5 separate regions of the Homo sapiens genome follow, and regions 1, 2, 3 and 5 are each linked to region 4. The links are chromatin contacts, found by Hi-C or POLR2A ChIA-PET in ENCODE. All regions are on one chromosome and are shown on one strand. Each heading gives the region's core, a stretch centred on a gene start or an enhancer-like site at or near the end of the contact. The rest is flanking DNA. Distances are from core to core; before and after follow the strand shown.

The links. Hi-C counts contacts between places; a loop is a spot of excess contacts on that map. ChIA-PET counts read pairs that join two places held with the same protein, here RNA polymerase II (POLR2A). Pooled maps may share reads with other maps.
Region 1: a map with no recorded cell type shows a loop between it and region 4 (26-fold over the local background). The contact joins the promoter of CDK11B here to the promoter of AURKAIP1 in region 4. A Hi-C loop is called at or near these places in 6 of 37 single-sample maps with no recorded cell type and 11 of 50 pooled maps. POLR2A ChIA-PET finds 5 or more read pairs at or near these places in 1 of 52 experiments (H1).
Region 2: a map with no recorded cell type shows a loop between it and region 4 (8-fold over the local background). The contact joins the enhancer-like site here to the promoter of AURKAIP1 in region 4. A Hi-C loop is called at or near these places in 3 of 37 single-sample maps with no recorded cell type and 2 of 50 pooled maps. POLR2A ChIA-PET finds 5 or more read pairs at or near these places in 2 of 52 experiments (activated CD8-positive, alpha-beta T cell and naive thymus-derived CD4-positive, alpha-beta T cell).
Region 3: a pooled map shows a loop between it and region 4 (5-fold over the local background). The contact joins the promoter of MMP23B here to the promoter of AURKAIP1 in region 4. A Hi-C loop is called at or near these places in 4 of 50 pooled maps. POLR2A ChIA-PET finds 5 or more read pairs at or near these places in 5 of 52 experiments (B cell, CD4-positive, alpha-beta T cell, CD4-positive, alpha-beta memory T cell and 2 more).
Region 5: a pooled map shows a loop between it and region 4 (19-fold over the local background). The contact joins the promoter of NADK here to the promoter of AURKAIP1 in region 4. A Hi-C loop is called at or near these places in 1 of 37 single-sample maps with no recorded cell type and 6 of 50 pooled maps. POLR2A ChIA-PET finds 5 or more read pairs at or near these places in 2 of 52 experiments (GM12878 and naive thymus-derived CD8-positive, alpha-beta T cell).

What each region holds. Positions count from the first base shown.
Region 1 is chr1:1,657,754-1,661,669 of GRCh38, reverse strand. CDK11B (cyclin dependent kinase 11B) reads left to right here and starts at 2,666. Exons shown (of 20, transcript NM_033486.3): 1 at 2,666-2,756. SLC35E2B (solute carrier family 35 member E2B) reads left to right here. Exons shown (of 10, transcript NM_001290264.2): 10 at 1-192. RefSeq lists enhancers at 2,280-2,559, 2,580-2,669, 2,101-2,823.
Region 2 is chr1:1,676,200-1,680,158 of GRCh38, reverse strand. SLC35E2B (solute carrier family 35 member E2B) reads left to right here. Exons shown (of 10, transcript NM_001290264.2): 3 at 3,313-3,781. The coding sequence starts at 3,460. Among named protein-coding and RNA genes, the nearest start is that of SLC35E2B, 15 kb to the left of the region's middle. RefSeq lists an enhancer at 2,105-2,154. Within about 2 kb of position 1,263, at least 15 of the 41 ENCODE cell types and tissues checked have a DNase peak (open chromatin) inside an H3K27ac peak, as active enhancers do.
Region 3 is chr1:1,630,104-1,633,731 of GRCh38, reverse strand. MMP23B (matrix metallopeptidase 23B) reads right to left here and starts at 1,559. Exons shown (of 8, transcript NM_006983.2): 1 at 1,358-1,559; 2 at 819-949; 3 at 612-751; 4 at 377-544. The coding sequence starts at 1,513. It overlaps LOC124903821 (a long non-coding RNA gene), which reads left to right and starts at 1,946. Exons shown (of 3, transcript XR_007065352.1): 1 at 1,946-2,087; 2 at 3,157-3,628. MIB2 (MIB E3 ubiquitin protein ligase 2) reads right to left here. Exons shown (of 20, transcript NM_001170687.4): 20 at 3,127-3,440. The coding sequence ends at 3,202. RefSeq lists enhancers at 41-852, 2,953-3,516 and silencers at 3,006-3,155, 3,256-3,505.
Region 4 is chr1:1,373,263-1,376,986 of GRCh38, reverse strand. AURKAIP1 (aurora kinase A interacting protein 1) reads left to right here and starts at 1,780. Exons shown (of 4, transcript NM_017900.3): 1 at 1,780-1,833; 2 at 2,197-2,282; 3 at 2,542-2,987; 4 at 3,085-3,251. The coding sequence starts at 2,231. The coding sequence ends at 3,186. RefSeq lists silencers at 1,790-1,969, 1,990-2,039 and an enhancer at 1,089-1,994.
Region 5 is chr1:1,777,123-1,780,885 of GRCh38, reverse strand. NADK (NAD kinase) reads left to right here and starts at 2,416. Exons shown (of 12, transcript NM_023018.5): 1 at 2,416-2,597. RefSeq lists enhancers at 211-310, 321-390, 401-460, 471-640 and a silencer at 1,701-2,900.

The sequences.
Region 1 (3,916 bases), core at 1,417-3,916, 280 kb before region 4:
ACTAGATTAGTGCTTTCTAGCAAACGGTTCTGTTAATTAGCGAGTCACTGTTGATTCTGCTGTGGTGGTAAGTTGATACCGTGTAACTAATCCCGTGGATGCCTCCTCGTTATTTTTGTCCAAACGAAGCAGCCGTGGTAGTAGCTGTCTATGATTCTTGCTCAGCAAAGTAAAATAAATGTTAAATATGGACTGCTTTGTTTTCTTCCTTGTGGAACTCTGGTGTTCATGCTACTTTGTTCACCGGTGGGGCTGGCTGTTGCTAGCAAAGAGGCTCTTCACAGAAGTGGCTGAACCCAAAGTTCTGGTTGGGAAAGGCCTTTGTGGCAGCTCCTATCAAGCGCAAGTGCGAGGCCACCCCCTCCTCGTGGGCTCTGGGGTCGATTTTGTTAGGGTTTGACATGAGTGGCTGCATTTGGGTACTCACAGATTTCACAAAGGAAGGGTAAACTGGAGATTTTTGGCCGGGCACGGTGGCTCATGACTATAATTTCAGCACTGTGGGAGGCTGGTGGGCAGATACTTTAGGTCAGGAGTTCAAGACCAGCCTGGCCAACATGGCAAAATCCTGTCGCTACTAAAAATACAAAAGTTAGCCAGGTGTGGTGGCGCACGCCTATAATCCCAGCTACTCGGGAGGCTGAGGCAGGAGAATCACTTGTACCCAGGAGGCGGAGGCTGCAGTTACCCAAAATTGTGCCACTGCACTCCAGCCTGGGTGACACAGCGAGACTTTTTCTCAAAACAGAAAAAAACGTGCTGTGGCTCACGCCTGTAATCCCAACCCTTTGGGAGGCCAAGGCAGGCAGATCACAAGGTCATGAGATCAAGACCATCCTGGCTAATACAGTGAAACCCCATCTCAACTAAAAACACAAAAAAATTAGCCGGGCGTAGTGGTGGACGCCTGTAGTCCCAGCTACTCGGGAGGCTGAGGCTCGCAGGATAATGGCGTTGAACCCGGGAGGTGGGGCTTGCAGTGAGCCGAGATTGCGCCACTGCACTCCAGCCTGGGCGACAGAGCAAGACTCCGTCTCAAAAAAAAATAAAAATAAAAAAATAGGGAGATTTCCCCAGTTACCAAGAACTCAGGAAGCAACATTAAGAGCTTGGGGGAGGCCAGGCGCGGTGGCTCACGCCTGTAATCCCAGCACTTTGGGAGGCAGAGGCAGGCTGATCACGAGGTCAGGAGATTGAGACCATCCTGGCTAACACGGTAAAACCCCGTCTCTACCCAAAATAAAAAAAAAATTAGCCGGGCATGGTGGCAGGCGCCTGTAGTCACAGGTACTCAGGAGCCTAATGCGGGCGAATGGAGTGGAGGCGGGAGAATGGCGTGAACCCGGGTGGCGGAGCTTCCAGTGACCCGAGATCGCGCCACTGCACTCCAGCCTGGGCAACAGAGCGAGACTCCGTCTCAAAAAAATAAAAATAAAAAAAGAGCTTGGGTACACAAAGCAAGCAGCATTTCATTCCGGGATGAAAAAAATTCCGATACCCATCGCCCTTCTTGGGCCCTTGTCAGTTTCTTGCCACATCTTTCATTTTCCCATTTCAGGCCCAGTAAATGCGGATGTTTATCTTCCATTGTTTGTTTCCTGAGATTCAGATGTCTAAAGCATTTTTCTGTGACTTTTCAAGTCAAGAGGAAAACCTGACATATGGAAAGGGAATTAATTGCTCGTTTTATCCTCTTCTCCTGCAATGCTCTGAATCCATGGGTTTGGAGTGGGGCCCTGGGAGTTGGGGGAAGCACCATACCCAGTGAGTCTGCACTTTGAGGACCCACTGCCAGTGTCAGCTTCAAAATCACATTGTAAAAGGCCGGGCGCGGTGGCTCACGCCTGTAATCCCAGCACTTTAGGAGGACGAAGCGGGCGGATCACTTGAGGTCAGGAGTTCGAGACCAGCCTGGCCAATATGGCGAAACCTCGTCTCTACCAAAAATATAAAAATTAGCCGGGCGTGGTGGCGCGGGCCTGTGGTTCCAGCTACTCGGGAGGCTGAGGCAGGAAAATTCCTTGAACCCGGGAGGAGGCTGCAGTGAGCCAAGACCACGCCACTGCACTCCAACCTGGGCGGCAGAGCAAGGCTCCGACTCAAAAGTAAATACATGAATAAATAAAATAAAATCACATCGTAAGAGCTCTCCCTGCCCTGTTTCTGAGTAAGGTTCAGAGTTAAATTCCGAGATCGGCCTTTACAAGACACACAGACCTGAGGCGCCTCACGAGGTAACCAGCAGGTAAATGGAGCGCGCTCCACCCACCCGCCACTAGGGGTCCCAGCGGTCAAGGGGGTGGAATGCGGGCGTCCATCGCGAAGGCATTCTGCTCGCAAGCCTTGGCACAGGCGCGGGCTTCGCTACCGGAAAAGTCCCGGTAGGATTCCGGAAGCCGGCCACGCGTTCCGCGCAGGCGCAAACTGCTCCAAAAGTGGGCGTCGCTCCTCCGGAGTCCCGATTCCTGCGTCACAGCCCGCGCCGAAGTCGGAAGTGCGCTCACCGGGCTGTTTCTTCTGGCGTCCTGGACCTGAGCAAGCGCTGTTTTATGCGTTATCATCCCGCGCAGACACAGGAAGTGCCGCACAGAGCGAGCCCCTGTCGTTGTCTCGAGTTCTGGGCCGGAGGTCGGCTATTATATCATCATTACGCGCCAATACAGGAAGTGACGATACTTTTGGCGCGCGCCGGTTGCTGTTTCTTCTCTGGCTCCGGGACCGGCGGCGGCGGCGGCGGCAGCGGCGGCGGCGTAGGGGTGAGTTCCGACTGGGCGGACCAGGTGTGGGAGCGCGAGGAGAACTGCGCACCGAGGTCTTTCTTCCGAGCAGGCCTCGGAGCGGGGCGGACCCGGGCCCGGGGGCGAGCGACACCCTCGCTTCCGCGGACAGTCTCATCCCGCACGGAACTTTGGGTGGTGGAGGCGGCGGGTCCAAACGCTGTCTGGAGCCAACGTCTGCCAGGCTGAACCTCAAGTGTGCGGGACTGAACCCGAGGAAATAGCCCAGTGCCCGGGTCAGGTGGCCTTGTTCGCGAGCACATCTCGGAGCATCTCCCCGGTCTCAAGGTGCAGCTGTCCAGTGTGCTAGTGGCTTCACGTAGTCCAAGCGGTCTTTCTAGCAGATTCTGACAGTAAAAGCAGTGTTTGATGAGTGGCAGGTCCTGAGTTAAGAGCCTTTAAACGGATGATCTTTAATCCGCGATCGATACTATCACGTAGGTGTTGTTATTCTGGTTGTACGGAAGACTAAACTGAGGTGAATTACGTTACCCAAGACCATACAAGAATGACAGAAACGAGACTTGATTTCAAGCGGTCATTTTTCAGAACCCATCACTCTTTTTTGTCGCCCATGCTGCAGCGCAGTGGCTGTTCACAAGCGCACTTCAGCCTGGAACTCCTGGGCTCAATCGGTCTCCCATCTCAGCTTGCAGAGTATATGGGACTACAGGCGCTCGCCACCTTGCCTGGCTTACAACTTATCATTCTTGTTTTTTTTTCTTTTTTTTTTGAGACGGGGTCTTGCTGGAGTGCAGTGACGCGACCTCGGCTCACCGGAACCTCCGCCTTTCGGATTCAAGCGATTCTGCTGCCTCGGCCTCCCGAGTAGCTGGGATTACAGGCACCCGCCACCACGCCCAGCTAAGTTTTGTATTTTTAGTGGAGACAGGGTTTTCGCCGTGTTGGCCAGGCTGGTCTTGACCTCCTGACCTTGTGATCCACCCGCCTCAGCCTAGAGCTTACTTTTTTTTTTTTTTTTTTTTTTTTAACCAAGTCTTACTTTGTTATCTAGGCTGGAGTGCAGTGGCGCAGTCTTGGCTCATTGCAGCCTTGACCTCTCTGATTCAAGTGATCCTCCTGCCTCTAGCAGCCTCCTTCCTGTAGCTAGGAATACAGGCACGCGCCACCACACTGGG
Region 2 (3,959 bases), core at 14-2,513, 300 kb before region 4:
CGGCTACATTAAAAAAAAATTTTTTTTTTTTGAGACGGAGTTTCACTCTTGTTGCCCAGGCTGGAGTACAACGGTGTGATCTCGGCTCACCGCAACCTCCGCCTCCCGGGTTCAAGCGATTCTCCTGCCTCAGCCTCCTGAGTAGCTGGGATTACAGGCATCCACTACGCCCGGCTAATTTTGTATTTTTAGTAGAGACGGGGTTTCTCCACGTTGGTCAGGCTGGTCTTGAACTCCTGACCTCATGATCCACCCTCCTCGGCCTCCCAAAGTGCTGGGATTACAGGTGTGAGCCATCGCGCCCAGCATTTTTTTTTTTTTTTTTTTTGACGGGAGTCTCGCTCTGTTGCTCAGGCTGGGGTGCAATGGCGCGATCTCAGCTCACTGCAAGCTCTGCCTTCCAGGTTCAAGTGATTCTCCTGCCTCAGCCTCCCGAGTAGCTGGGATTACAGGTGCCAGCCACCACACCCGGCTGATTTTTTTTTTGTACTTTTAGTAGAGACGGGGTTTTGCTGTGTTTGCCAGGCTGGTCATGAACTCCTGAGCTCAGGTGATCCGCCCACCTTGGCCTCCCAAAGTGCTGGGATTCCAGGTGTGAGCCACGGCGCCTGGCCCAGAACCTTAAGTTCTTGATGTACAGAGAACGGCAGCGTCAGTGAAGTGTGATTTCTGTTTTTTTGTTTCCACTAATTGTGAGCAAACATTAGGGTGGGGACTGGGCTGCTTGTGTGGGTCCCACAGGCTTCTTGGAGCACAGTGTCAGCAGAGAAGGGGAATGGGGGTCCTCATTGCGGGGAGCAGTTTTGCCTGGGATGCTGTGAGTTTCTCAGAGGGAAGCTAAGTGGACAGACTGTTCTGGCAAGAGGGAGATGCTTGCCTTTTGAATTCCAGGTTTGCCTCGACGTCAGGTGGGACGTGACTGGCGTCGTCTGCACACGCCCGAGCCCACGTGCTGTTCCTTGCTCCTGGAGGGGTTTCTTGAGCGTGGCCTCCTTGCCATGTAAATGAATTTGGTTTTAGAAACTCGCTGGTGGTGGCAGAGCCTGTGTAGCGGGTGCTGTGACAGCGTCCCCAGCCAGGGGGCAGCCTTCGAGGTGGGAGGGAGAGGTCAAGGGCCGTGAGGCCTAGTGAGGTGGGGAGTGAGATCCACGCCTGCCATGAGCTCCACCCCTGCCTTGCGGAGCCCTGTCGCGAGTGCTCTGTCCTTTTGCTCTGCCGCACCCTTTGTTGTTGGATTTTCACCTCAGGAAAGCCAGGTAGCTGCTCCACCCCCAGCCAGGGCCCATCAGTCCGGGAAACTGGCACAAAGTCTCCTAGCTCCCTGGCTCAGGGCCCAGCCAGTCCTAGCTCCAGGGAGGCTGCAGCCCATGGAGGTTTAGCTCCCAGCTTGTTGTCACCCCAGGCTAAGCAGTGGGACTGTGCTGCTGAACAGGAAGAAGGGAATGGTGTCTTTGTGGAGATCTGGCACTGTCAGTGGCCCGAGGAGTGGATGAGTCCTTTGTTATTCCGAGGCTGTGGGAACTGGTGGAGGGGTCGGCCTTCTCCTCACTGAGGCCTGGGGTGCCCTTGGAGGCAGCTGTCCTGGTGCACCGAGGGGTCAGGGCACACATGGGTGGCCTGGGAGCGTCTGGGTGGCACTGAGCTGGCGGTGTGATGGGCAGACGGGGAGACCTGGGTGCACAGACACACACAGCAGGGGGAGGGGAGGAGAGAGAGGAAGGCTGCAGAGGCCCTGGCATTGCCGCCACTGGGGAGAGGGCAGAAGCGCCTGTTCCCGGGTATGGGGAGGCCAAGTTTCAGGCACCTCTGAGCACTGCTGGGCAGGTGAGCTGGGGGAGAGGCCGGCCTGAGCACCCAGGCGAGGTCTTCATGGGGGAGGGGGTGGCGTGCGTCCCTCAGTGTGAACACAGAATATTTATGTATACATATGGCACGCACGCAAGTGCATAAACATAAACACAGAAGGAGGTCACGAATGAGGTGGGAACCCCAGTTTCCCGGGGGAGAAGTGAGACGAGGAGGGGTACTGGGTCGGGCAGCACGGCCGGCACCACACGCTCCCAGAGCGCCTTGGTGAGACAGGATGGGCGCCCCTTCAGATGCACAGCCTCCCCCGAAGCAGGAAGAGAAACCCAGGTGTGAGAAACAGGAAATCGGGCTGCCTGAGCGCTGGGATTGAGACCTGGGGGAGGTGGGGTCTCGGTGCTGCGGAGTCACAGTGGCGTCTGTGCAAAGCCCCAGCTGGGGGGATGATTCCCACTGGACCTCAGGAGGAAACGGCTGTTCTGACCTTCCTGGAGCTCGTGGGAAGGGAGGGGGTGTCTCGCCCCGAAGCCACAGTCGCCTGAGCGTGAAGCGGGTGTAAGTGTGGTTTTATACCACGGAGTCTGTCTAGAAAGTAGCATGGAACTTTAGGAGGCCGAGGTGGGCGGTTCACGAGGTCAGGAGATCGAGACCATCCTGGCTAACACGGTGAAAACCCGTCTCTACTAAAAAAAAAAAAATTACAAAAAATTAGCCGGACGTGGTGGCGGACGCCTGTCGTCCCAGCTACTCGGGAGCCTGAGGCAGGAGAATGGCGAGAACCCGGGAGGCGGAGCTTGCAGTGAGCCCAGATCACGCCTCTGCACTTCAGCCTGGGCGACAGAGCAATACTCCGTCTCAAAAAAAAAAAAAAAAAGGAAAAAGAAAGTAGCATGGAATTAGTCCTGGGCACCCGACAGCGGCAGCCACAAAGCCCATCGAGAAGGTGCAGCTGCCAGGCAGGGCGTGAAGGACCCACAGCCCCAGGTCTGCCAGGACGACAGTCAAGTGTGCCAGGAGACCGTCTCTCAAGAGCAAGGATCCGCCAACACGCGCAGAGAAAAACGGGATTCAATTGCTAAAAATCTTTGGACAGTGAACGATTGCATTTTCTTTTTTTCTTTTCTTGAGACAGAGTCTCACTCTGTCACTGAGGCTGGAGTGCAGTGGTATCATGTCGGCTCACTGCAACCTCCGTCTCCTGGGTTCAAGCAATTCTTCTGCCTCAGCCTCCCGAGTAGCTGGGATTACAGGCGCCGGCCACCATGCCCTGCTAGTTTTTATATTTTTAGTAGAGACGGGGTTTCGTCATGTTGGCCAGGGTGGTCTCGAACTCCTGACCTAAGGTGATCCACCTGCCTCGGCCTCCCAAAGTGCTGGGATTACAGGTGTGAGCCACCGTGCCCGGCCCAATTGCATTTTCAAAGTGATTTTAAATTGGTGGTTGAAACCTTTGAGGACATTAAATGTTCAAAACGGGTGATGTGTTTCCTTTTCTTAATATTTTAGCGTCTGCTTCTGCGCTTTGCCTGGGAGAGGCCCTGGTGGCCTCGTTCCTGGCGCCCGGAGTCCCTGCTGCGGCCCCACCCCCGGGCGGTCACGGTGACCCATGCTGCCCAGCCTGGAGGTAAAATCGTTCGTGGCTGTGGCTTCAGCATGTCGTCCTCGGTGAAAACCCCAGCACTGGAAGAGCTGGTTCCTGGCTCCGAAGAGAAGCCGAAAGGCAGGTCGCCTCTCAGCTGGGGCTCTCTGTTTGGTCACCGAAGTGAGAAGATTGTTTTTGCCAAGAGCGACGGCGGCACAGATGAGAACGTACTGACCGTCACCATCACGGAGACCACGGTCATCGAGTCAGACTTGGGTGTGTGGAGCTCGCGGGCGCTGCTCTACCTCACGCTGTGGTTCTTCTTCAGCTTCTGCACGCTCTTCCTCAACAAGTACATCCTGTCCCTGCTGGGAGGCGAGCCCAGCATGCTAGGTAGGCGGCGGCTCGGGCAGGGTGGAAGCCGGCCACCTGCCACCCCACAGGGAGCAGCCAGCAACCACCCGGGAGGGCCGGGGGAGCCCAGGTCAGGATGGGAGGCCGGGGGTGGAGCCCACTGCAGGCATGGGAGGGGTGATTCTCCCTCTTGTCTTCGGCCCCCTCCCTCCCGCAG
Region 3 (3,628 bases), core at 310-2,809, 260 kb before region 4:
TCAGCGCCTGGGAGCCCCGGGCCCAGCCCCGCCGCCCGTGGGCCAGCTCCCCGAGGCCCGGTGTATCTGCTGGAGCGCAGCCGCGGAGCCGCCCTCGGCCGCAGCCACGGAAAGATAAGAATGTTCTGGGCCCAGGCGGTGAGCTCGGCCCCCAGGAATGCAGCTCCAGCTCCCGCTCCAGAGGCGCAGGGGGATGGGAAAGGGAGTTCAGGGCTGCCGGGATGGGGGCTCCCACGGGCTCCCCTCCTTGCCTGCTAGACTCCAGTGGCAGCCACCACCCCGGAAGGTCCCTCCTGCCGTCTGCCCCAAAGCCCGACCGCGGCAGCCCACTGTGCTGCAGAGGAGAGGCCTCCAGGAGGCCAGCCTGGACGGTCACCTTTCTTCCAGCTGTAGCGCGTGGGGCCCAGGACCCAGTACTCGCTGTCGTCGAAGTGGATGCCGCCGTGCGGGGGGAAGAAGGCGTGGGCCAGCTCCCCCGTGGGGCCGTCGAAGCAGTGGTGCAGCGCGGAGACCAGGCAGTCCGTGTGGTTGATCGGGTAGAAGCCTGGGGGGAGCACGGGGCTGAGAGGCCGGGCGCGCAGGGCCGGGCCGGGGCGGGGGCGGGCGCCCACCTATCCGGAGGTCGCTGGGCTGCTCGGGGGCCACCTCGCGGAAGCTGAAGGGGGACACGTCGCTCCACATGCGGAAGGCGGCAGCTAGGGCCCGCCGCGTCTCCCGCGGGCTCAGCAGGTTCCGCGGGAAGGAGAGGATCCTGCAGGGAGAGTGAGCTCAGCGGGCGCCGGCCGCGCCCCCTCCCCCGGGGCCCAGCCAGGGCGCACCTGTAGGTGAGGTTGAAGTGGTCCCAGCGCAGCCTGGCTGGAGTCAGCGTGTAGCGGCGTCTGCGGGGGGCCAGTGGGCCCGGGACCCGGGTGGGGGGGACCGCCGAGAGGCCCAGCGCAGCGACGTCTCCCTTCAGGGAAGAAAGCGTGCGTGGGAGGCATCGGTGACGGTCCCCAGGACCAAAAACTGCCGCGGAAAATGGACTGGAAGGAAACGGGGGTGGGGGTGCCCAGGGCTGGGAGCGGGCGTGGCGGGTCCTGTCTGCCTGTGGTTTCGGGTCTCCTAACCTGAGCGCCCTGTTGCACGTCCCTGGGAACGCGGCCCAGTGGAGGGGAAGGGGCTGAACAGCAGGGCGAGGCCTCCCACCCCTCCCAACAACTGGACACAGGGGCGTCCAACCCTCCGACCTCGGGACGCACATCCGGACCCTCAAACACCCCGCACACCCCGCACACGTCCTGCGGGCCCCCCGATAGACCAGACCCACAGACGTGAGGACCCCCCCAACCCGGCACCTGGCCTCCCCCCCGCCGCTCACCTGCGCTGCGCTCCAGGCCGGCACCGCCGGGGCCCCCAGCCGGGCCAGCAGCACCAGCGCGGGGAGGAGGCACAGGGCGACCAGCGCGGCTCCAAGCCAGCGGCGCTCGACGCCTGCCCCCGGGGCCTCCGAGGGGACACGGGCCCCGCGGCCCATGGCAGACTTGCTGTGGGGCTCAGGGCTGCATGGGGCAGCAAGGCGCGGGGGCCCGGGCCGCAGAGCCTCCGGGGAGGATCCGGAGGGGAGGCAGTGGCTCGGCGGCTCGGGTTACAGCCCGGTGTGGTGGGGGGGAGGGAGACGGGGCGGGAGAGGGGGCAAGGCTGCCCCTGAAGGGAACCAGCTGGCCCGTCCGTTGGCCGAGCTGCCTGCTGTCTCCAGCCGGGGGCATGGGGACCCGCGTCCCGTGGGCCAGGGGCAGAGGCCTGGGCATGGCCTGCTGGGCGGGGTCCTCGGAGGGGGGAGCGAAGAGGGCCCCAGGCAGCCCGGGAAGGGCAGCGCCAGGGCTCCCGCTTAGGAAAGGGTAGCAGTGGGGGTCCCCAAGCCCCCACTGCTGGGCAGTGAGTGATCTGGTGGCTTTTTTCCCAAATGGAATCCTCAAAAAACCCCTGAGCCCCACATGAGCGGAGTCTCCATCCTGGCCCAGGCAGCTGAGCTGGGCCGCAGGAGACGCGTCGCTCGCCTGACAGTGTCCCCGAGAGCTGGGAGGGGATGGCCGGATGGGGACGTGGCAGTGAGTATGGGGCGGTGGAGGGGGAGGCGGGGAGGGGGTGCGTGGGTAGGCAAGGGCCGCGGAGGGTGCCAGGTTGCGGGGCGGAGGGAGGGAACTTGCCAGGGTCTCCCGGGGAGCCGGGAAGGGGCGGGCCCTGGCTGCGGGAAGCCCCGTGGAGGGTAGCGCGTGAGGTGGAGGGTGTGTGGCTCCTAAATCCCCGGCTAGGCCCCAGCAAAGGGGAGAGGGAGACGGGAGGGACGGGAAACGGAGCTAAGCGCCGGGCCTGGAGGTCTGGACCGGTCCTGATTGGGGGCGGGGGCGGGGAGCTCGGAGACCCAAAGGTTCGACGGGGCGGCCGGCGTCCAGGCGCGAGCGGCTCTGGGCTGGGACCGAGACCGGGCACCGGCGTCCCGCGGGGCGGGGGTGGGGGATTGGGCAGAGGAGCAGGAGATTCCGAGCCAGACCGGCCTGTGTCTGTCTCGTCCCTCCCCGTTTTCCGCGCCGGCGTCGGGCCCAGGGTGACGGCAGCCCGGCCAACGGGGTCAGCGCCAAGCAGCTGGCGGCGGCCGCGGGCGGTTCTTGGAAAGCGCGAGAGGCTGGGCCTGGCCGCCGTATTTGCTCCGACACCGCCCCCCGCCCCCCCAGCTCGTCACCCCGCCTGCGTGCGCCCGGCCCCCAGACCCTGCCTGGGACGCCCCCCAACTAACTCCCTGCTGGGACGGGACCCCACAGCCCTGGGGAGTGTCGGGCCCCTTGGATCAGAGCGCGAGTCCCCGCGGCCGCCCCCAGGACGGAAGAGCGAGGGGGGCCCGGGGGCAGACACAGGAGTCCCCGCCCCGTCGGACCCGGGCCTGGGGGGCGGGAGGCGGCCGTGCCCGCGCCTGGAGGGTGTCCTGGCCCGAAGGCCGCAGTCCGGGCGGGAGTCTGGACCCGAGAGCCTGGGGCGGGCGGGGCGGACCCAGGGAAGGGCCCCCCCCCCCTCGCCCCCAGGCTCGCCCGCGTGTCCCGAGGGGAGGACCCCAGAGGCGCCCGGTCCCCCAGGCAGACAGCAGAGGCAACGTCCGAGAATCTTTCTTTTTATAAAACACAGGGCGGGGGCACGCGAAGGCAGCTCGGGCGCGGCGGACGGCGCGGCTCACACGAAGATCTGGATGCGGTCGCGGATGGGCTGGCGGCAGATGGGGCAGGCGCTGAGCGCGGAGCCGCAGGGGGCGCATGCGCCGTGGCCGCACTGGAACACGAGGCGGATGTGGCTGTCGATGCAGATGGGGCAGGTGATGCGTTCCTCCATCTGCCGGTAGCGGCTCTGCAGCTCCTCCACCAGCTGGCGCGGCGGGCCGGGGGCGGGGGCGGCGCTCGCCACCTCAGAGCCGTCTGCGGGGTGGGGGACGGGTGTGAGCTGGGAGGCCGGGTGGGGGAATGCGGGGAGCAGGGAGCTGCGGGGGGGCGAGGCTGGGGGCGGGGTGTCACCTGGGACGGGTTGTGACCTGCAAGGGGGGCTGGCGGGGTGGGTGATTTGGAGGCAGAGGTGGGGCCCGGGTGCGGGCAGGAGGTGAGCCGTG
Region 4 (3,724 bases), core at 531-3,030:
ATGCAGCTCCTGTAGCTGAATGATAATTCCCCAGCCTTGTAGCAGCTGGGTCCTGCTCTAGCTGGGACCTTTCCCTTTTGGCCTGGAGCCTATTGGGTACAGGGACCCCAACAGAGTGGTCTTCCTCACTTCACCTCCCTGAAATTACTTCCTGAGAGGGGGAAGGACACCCTGGTTCATCCTGCTCCTCAAGACTTTCTCAGACTGAAATGTCCACATCCCGTTTCTTCTACCAGTCCCTAACTCAGGGGAGGTACTTATATCTGCACGTCAATGCCTCAGAAGCCTGAAGGCCAAGGTTGCCAGCCCAGGTTATTTCTGGTTCTCTGGTTCTTCTCAACATGCTCACCTGTTCTCTGATGGATTCTTTGCATCTCCCTGGACCCCAGCCGGGTGAAGACAAACACAGGGGCACCAAGGTGAGGGCTGCTCTGGAGGCACCAGTCTGCTCATTTACGGCCAAATCCACTAGGGGAAGCTGTGCAGCAGGGGTGAAGGGCGGGCCCGCAAATAACGTTCGTAAACCTTCCTGCTTGGAGTCCCAAGTAGCCCCTCTGAGGGGTAACGTAGAGTCATCTGGGGACCTCAGTTGTAGAGGTGGGCCTGGAGCCTGAACTTTATGTCCTCACACTGGCCTATCCTACCTGTCACTCACTGCTTAGCCAGGCTGGGCCCGGCAGATGACCTGGCCTTTCCACTTCCTGCTAAGCGTCCCTGGAAGACCCTCCTGCAAGGCAAGTCTCCGAGCAGGCCCAGCAGGCTCTGCTCCACACCCCTCTCCCACCAGGCGCCCCTGCAAGTCCATGCTGGGGTCTCTATATTAGCCAACCTCACGGAGGTCAAAGGGGCCTGTCTGGAGTAGAAAGGTGAAGCTACACGTTGGCAGCGCCTACTCTGGGGAGCATCATTAGGGGCTCAGCCAAACCCAATCCACCAGAGAGGCTGCTTTTAGTTCTCAGACAAAAAGTGTGAGTCTGATTTTTATTTTATTTATTTATTTATTTTTTTGAGACAGGATCTATGTCACCCAGACTGGAGTGCAGTGGTGCGATCTCGGCTCACCGCAACCTCTGCCTCCTGGGCGCAAGCGATTCTCTTGCCTCAGCCTCCCGAGTAGCTGGGATTACAGGCGCCTGCCACCACGCTAGGCTAATTTTTGTAGTTTTAGTAGAGACGGGGTTTCACCATGTTGGCCATGCTGGTCTCGAACTCCTGACCTCAGGTGATCCACCAGCCTCGGCCTCCCAAAGTGCTGGGATTACAGGCCTGAGCCACCGCGCCCAGCCTGCGTCTTATTTTTTTTTTTTTAACCCCAGGAATGAGGAGTCGGGGAGGCCCGGTACCGCAGGCTCAGTGCTTATTCCGGGTCCTTGGTCTCTAGCAAAAACGGGGGAAATAGCTCTAGACGCTTCCGCCTTCCACGTAACTCCACTTCCGTTGCCAGATACGTCACTTCCGTAGTCTTGAGCCCGCACTTCCGTCGGCCCGTTGGGAATCCGGCCCCTGGGTGGTCCGGAAACGATTCTGGACCTGCGGGTATATCCAGGGCCCGCACCCCCTGGGATTGTGGGAAATGTAGTTTTTTGCCTCCGTAAGGGACCAGGCGGAGCTGAGGAACCGCGCGAGGACTGGGACCGTGATTCCACTAACCGGAAACCGTCGCCTTTCGGGCCCGGCGGGGCCTGAGCCAATGCAGAATCGGGGGCCGCGAGGACGCCAGCGGGCGCTGTGCGTAGGAACCGCCGGGTGGCCGCTGCCGATCGGGGCCGACTTGGGGACGGACCGGAAGTGCCCGAGGGCGGCCGCAGAACGGTCAATTTGAGCCGCGTCGAGGTCGGGCTTGGGAAGGGTCAGCGGGAGGCCTGAGGGCGCCGGGCGCTGCGGCAGGCGGGCCCGGGGTCCAGCCGAGAGGGTCCGGGCGCCAGGCAACGCGATTCGCGCGGGGGTGAACCCGGGGAGGGGGCCGGCCTCCCCGTTCTGGGACCTTTCGGTGCGTCCGAGCGCGACACCGCCCGCGTCGGGGGCTTGGGAGCCTCGGGGCGCGAGCTGTGTTGGAAGCAAAGTCCTCCTTGTGGGTTGGGGTGGCGGAGGGAGAAGGGAAGCGAGGGTCGCGGCGGGACCAGACGCCCCAGTCCCGGCCCGCCCGCGACTACTGAAGGCGCTGCCGCCTGACCTGAACGGGCACTTGTGTTCCAGCTCCCCTGGGACCTGTGGCCGCCGCCCACAGACCATGCTCCTGGGGCGCCTGACTTCCCAGCTGTTGAGGGCCGTTCCTTGGGCAGGTAGGAAGCCGCGCGGGGGCGGATGGGAGGATGCACACCTGGTTAGGAGTGCGGGTCTCAGCAGCTCCGCTGGGGCAGGGCCGGTGGCCACACACACACTCTTTCCCCTCTAAGCTTCCGATGCTCACAGAGGGAACCTCAGGGGTTCAGGCCAGGAATGAGGTGCGGGGGATCCTCGCTGGGACGAACCTGCTGCTCCTCAACCCGACGGGCCTGTGTGGTCTCGCGAGCGGTGACCGTGGCGTCTGGTTTTCTGCAGGCGGCCGCCCGCCTTGGCCCGTCTCTGGAGTGCTGGGCAGCCGGGTCTGCGGGCCCCTTTACAGCACATCGCCGGCCGGCCCAGGTAGGGCGGCCTCTCTCCCTCGCAAGGGGGCCCAGCTGGAGCTGGAGGAGATGCTGGTCCCCAGGAAGATGTCCGTCAGCCCCCTGGAGAGCTGGCTCACGGCCCGCTGCTTCCTGCCCAGACTGGATACCGGGACCGCAGGGACTGTGGCTCCACCGCAATCCTACCAGTGTCCGCCCAGCCAGATAGGGGAAGGGGCCGAGCAGGGGGATGAAGGCGTCGCGGATGCGCCTCAAATTCAGTGCAAAAACGTGCTGAAGATCCGCCGGCGGAAGATGAACCACCACAAGTACCGGAAGCTGGTGAAGAAGACGCGGTTCCTGCGGAGGAAGGTCCAGGAGGGACGCCTGAGACGCAAGCAGGTGAGTGGCCCCCTGCTTGGCCCTGGGAGGGCAAAGTGCTGAGAACACGTTTCTTTGCCACGAATTACTTGGCGGTCCCTCTCTCTGCGTCTTGCAGATCAAGTTCGAGAAAGACCTGAGGCGCATCTGGCTGAAGGCGGGGCTAAAGGAAGCCCCCGAAGGCTGGCAGACCCCCAAGATCTACCTGCGGGGCAAATGAGTCTGGCGCCGCCCTTCCCGCCCGTTGCTGCTGTGATCCGTAGTAATAAATTCTCAGAGGACTCAGCCTTTCCTGCGGGTCTGGAGCTCCATTTGCCGGGTGTGAGGTCTCTCAGGATTGAGGCTGCTGCCAGTCCCAGGTGTTGCAGAAGACCCGGGCAGCAGGGTGGCAGATTGGCCGTCCCTCTCTCTAGCTGGCTCTTGGCCGCCGTCCAGAGGGTGCTGGGCCTGTAGGAGCCCCAGCCTCGCTGTGAGCAAATGTGTGCTGTGTGCAGTTCAGGCTAGGTGCTGTGGGATCACTGTGAACAGATCCCACAGCCCCTCCCTGAGCACCACATTCCCTGGGGAGGCCGACCCGGATGGCAGAAGTACAGGGGGACAGGACTGGGGTTTAGGGAGCACCCGGAATGCACGGGGTGATTCAGGTGTATTTCATGAGTGGAGGGTCGGGGAGGGCCTCATTGGGAAGGCAGGAAAGGTTCTGGTACCACTGGCAGTGGTGGATGGTGCCCGCCAGGCTCCGTGGACGTGATCCTCCA
Region 5 (3,763 bases), core at 1,167-3,666, 400 kb before region 4:
ACTGCTGCCCCATCCCTGGGGCCTGGTCAGGCAGGAGGGGGCCTTTCCTGACCCCCAATCCCTTGAAGGCAGAGCCTCTTCCTGTGCACCATCTGGCAGAAGCCCCCATGATAGCCCTGGACCCTTCTGTTCCTGCTGCGGGAACATCTCTTCCCTTTGGTCTCAGCCCAAGCAAAGCTGCCTCTTGGACCATTCTGGGTGCCCTAAGGAGCCTTCCCAGCTTTGGTCTTAGTTATTGCTGGCCAGGCCTGGGGTGAGGTGTGGGTGTGAGATCTTGGCCCCTGAATCTTCAAGGTCATATCCGGGGCCTGCCCTGAGAAATTGCACAACCTGTCAGCTGAAGGAAACCACAGCCCTGGTTTTGTTTTCTCATCTCTGAAACAGGGAAGCTCTCCTGCAGGCAGTGCCCAGGCCCAGGGTAGACAAAGGGTTTTCATGCCACAGACGGGGCAGCTGCTGGAGCTCCCTACACAGCGGGACACGCGAAGGGCACCTGCTGTGTGACCTGGGGCCCACGACAGTCACTGGTTGCCTCTGCAGAAGCAGTTGACTGCCTCCACTCTAGAAGATTCTACTGAGGCCTGGCTCAGTGCCTGGCTTGTGGGTGCGCCATCTAGATCAAGCATTATTATGCTAATGATCATATGCAAAAACTCAGCTCACGCATTATTATGTTAATGATCTTATCCGCCCCCTCTCCCCCCGCCAAAGAAAAAGAACTGGGCAGCTCAAGGCCGCTTCTGTGGGTGTGGCTGGTGGTCACTTTGAAACAGTTGGGTTTGCAAAATAACCCCGGGAGAAGTTACAGAGCTTAAGAAATCCCCCAAGTTCTCATGATCCTTGCTTCCCTTTCCAGTCACCCTTGGTGCCCTGTACTTCACTGTGGTCCTGAACTGAAGAGCTGTGTTTTTCAGGAAGACTTGGCCAGGCCGTGTTCCGTGTCTCTGGATTCAAGTCCCAGGAGTCCTGACCAGAGAGCAGGTATGCGGGTGTGGGGAAGGGCTGCAGAGGACTCAGGTCCACACCGACCCTGGGCCAGGTGATCACACAGAAAGTATAGACAGGGACTGAACCTCAGAAAACAATGGCTGGGCCAGGTGCAGTGGCTTACGCCTATAATCCTAGTACTTTGGGAGGCCGAGGCGGGTGAAGTTTGAGACCCAGCCTGGGCAAAATGGTAAAACCTCATCTCTACACACACACACACACACACACACAAATATATATATATATGAATGAAGTAGTCGAGTGTGGCGGGACCTACTTGTAGTCCCAACTACTAGGGAAGCTGAAGTGGAAGGATCGCTTGCACCTGAGAGGTCAAGGCTGCAGTGAGCCGTGAGCCCGCCACTGGACTCCGGCCTGGGGGACGAATGAGACACTATCTCAGAAAAACAAAACAATGTCTGGCACCTGGGGGACCAGCAGGTTAGAGCAGCTGGTCGTGCATTGCCAGTTTACCTGACAGTGACTCGAGAGCTGAGAACTGGGTATAGGGCACATTATTGGGATATTTGAGGCCTGAAGGCGCTGATGAGCAGCCACCAGTTCAGCAAGTGCGGGCTGGGTGGGACCCGCAGTTCCAACAAACACTACAAAGTCCGCTCCTGTGGCTTTGGCCTCCTCCCCCAACTCCCCGAGTCCTCCAGCCTGTGGGGTGCGCAAAACACGGCTCCCTGGTCCCCCTAGAGGTGCCCCAGGCCACCGGGTCCTCCCTCCACTGCCAGCCTTGGGATCCCAAGCGTAGACCTCTGAGGACGTTCGTGGGCGTGCAAGGCGCACCTGGCCGCTAGAGGTGGGCGTGAGGCCGATCGCGGTTCCCCCAGGCGCAGGGCCGCCCTCCCAGCCCCGACGGACAGCCCCGAGGGAGCGCAGCGCTGCCGCAGCTGCTCTAAGTTTCGGTTCCCAAATCCGGCTCGGCCCACACCGTGTCACAGCCCGGTAATTAGGGAAGCGGCGGCGGGCGGGGCCAGCTCTCGCGGGGCACCTGCACTCCCCTGAGCCGGCCCACGTGGTCCGGGAGGTCCCGCCCGCGGTGGCGGTGAGTTGGGGGCGGGACGCCGGGCTGGGATCACAATGTCGGGGGCGCCTAGGCGTAGACGTGGCGGGCGGACCCGGGGGCGCCCTCCGGACGCGGCAGGTGAGTGGGGACGGGAGCCGGGGGCCGCCCTCCTCGGGGCGCCGACCCCCGCCTACCCGAGTCGCGGACGCCCGCCCCTGTCCCCGCTGCCCGCCTCCACTCCCTGGTCACTGCTCTCCACCGCGATTCGCCCCTCTTCCCCACCGCCCGCCTCTTTCCCGCCACGCCCGCCGCCTCCCGCCCGCGCGGGGTGTCCCGGCGCCGGTGGGACCCGGCAGACGCGCGGGACGCCCCACGTGCGCGGCAGCGCGCATGCGTGGCGGGTGCGCCTGCGCAGTGGGCGGGCGCGGCGCATTGCTGCTCGGCGGCGCCGGCGCCGGGGTCCGGGCGGCCATGGGGCAACAGGCGGCCAGGGCGCCAAGGGCCAGGTAGCGACGGCTGGCGGCGGCGCGGCGGCGGGGCCTGCGGGCTCGGTCCGGCATGTAGACGCCCCCGCAGGCGCCCGCGGCAGCGAACGGTGAGTGAGCAGACCCGGCCTGCCGTCCGCCTGGGGTCGCCCGCTGCCTGGGGTCATCGCTGCCCGCGAGCGCGCGGCCAGGCGGGGAGACACCAGGCCGGCCCTGCCCATCTGGCCTGCTGAGGAGGCCGTGGAAGTGCTGACGGGCCACCGCTCCGTCCCGAATGGGGCACCAGCACGGCCCAGGGCGAGGCTCGGCCTTGGGGACGGGTCTGAGGGAGGCCGCTGTCCGGCCTGGCTCTCCCGGGCGGGGAAGGTGGGGCCGTCCAGCCCGGACCGCGCTTGTCAGTCGCCTCTGCTTGGGCGGCCAGGTCCTCGGTGTCCGGCCTTCCGTGGGTGGTTTCAGCAAGCAGGAGGGGTCTTTGACTCGTGAAAGCTTAGAGGGGCCCAAACCTAGTGGGAAAGTATGAATAAAAGATTCTATACAGCAGTATTGGCATGGAATTCTCTAAAAACACATCTCTGATTTAGTGCCCAGTACTTGCCAGAAAATTCCAATAGTCTATGGTGATGTTCCTACAGGCGGCTGCCATCCAGTAGGTCAGATGTCAGCACCGGCCTTGAGCTCTAGGTCGTCGTTTTTTTTCTTAATTGTGGGAACAGGGCGTGCCCAGCTCCGAAGGCCTGGTGGAGTTTTCCTTCCCAGGCCAAGGACCACCCCCACCCTCCCATCCCTCCTCCCCAAGCAATGAGATTCCTTTTGGCTTCGATTCCGAGTAACAAGTTATTTTTCCTTTCTTGTTTTGGAACACACTAAGTTTTACATTCAAAAGTTCATTATTCTTGGCTCTTGATGGGAATACATTTCAAAACTCTTCTCTTCTTGTGTTCCATGTCTCTCTGACAGCCTTAGTTGGCCTGAAACTGACATGTTTGCCTTAATAAGTTTTTTTTTCCTCCTGATGTCATCTTGTCTAAGAAGCTAGTTACTTTAACACCTTGTTAGATAATTCCCTTCAAGTACTTATTCCCCTGAACATTGTCCTCTCAAGCCTCTGGAAATTTCCTGTCCCCTTGGAACTTCTCTGTAAGGCCTGTTTGCTCTCAGCAGTGACTTCACTGGGACTTTTGCAGCCACTTTATGGTGTTAGCACGCTGATTCCAAGCTACTTGAGGAATCACAGGTGCCACCGCAGTACCCAACAAAATAGCTTCATCATTTGGAG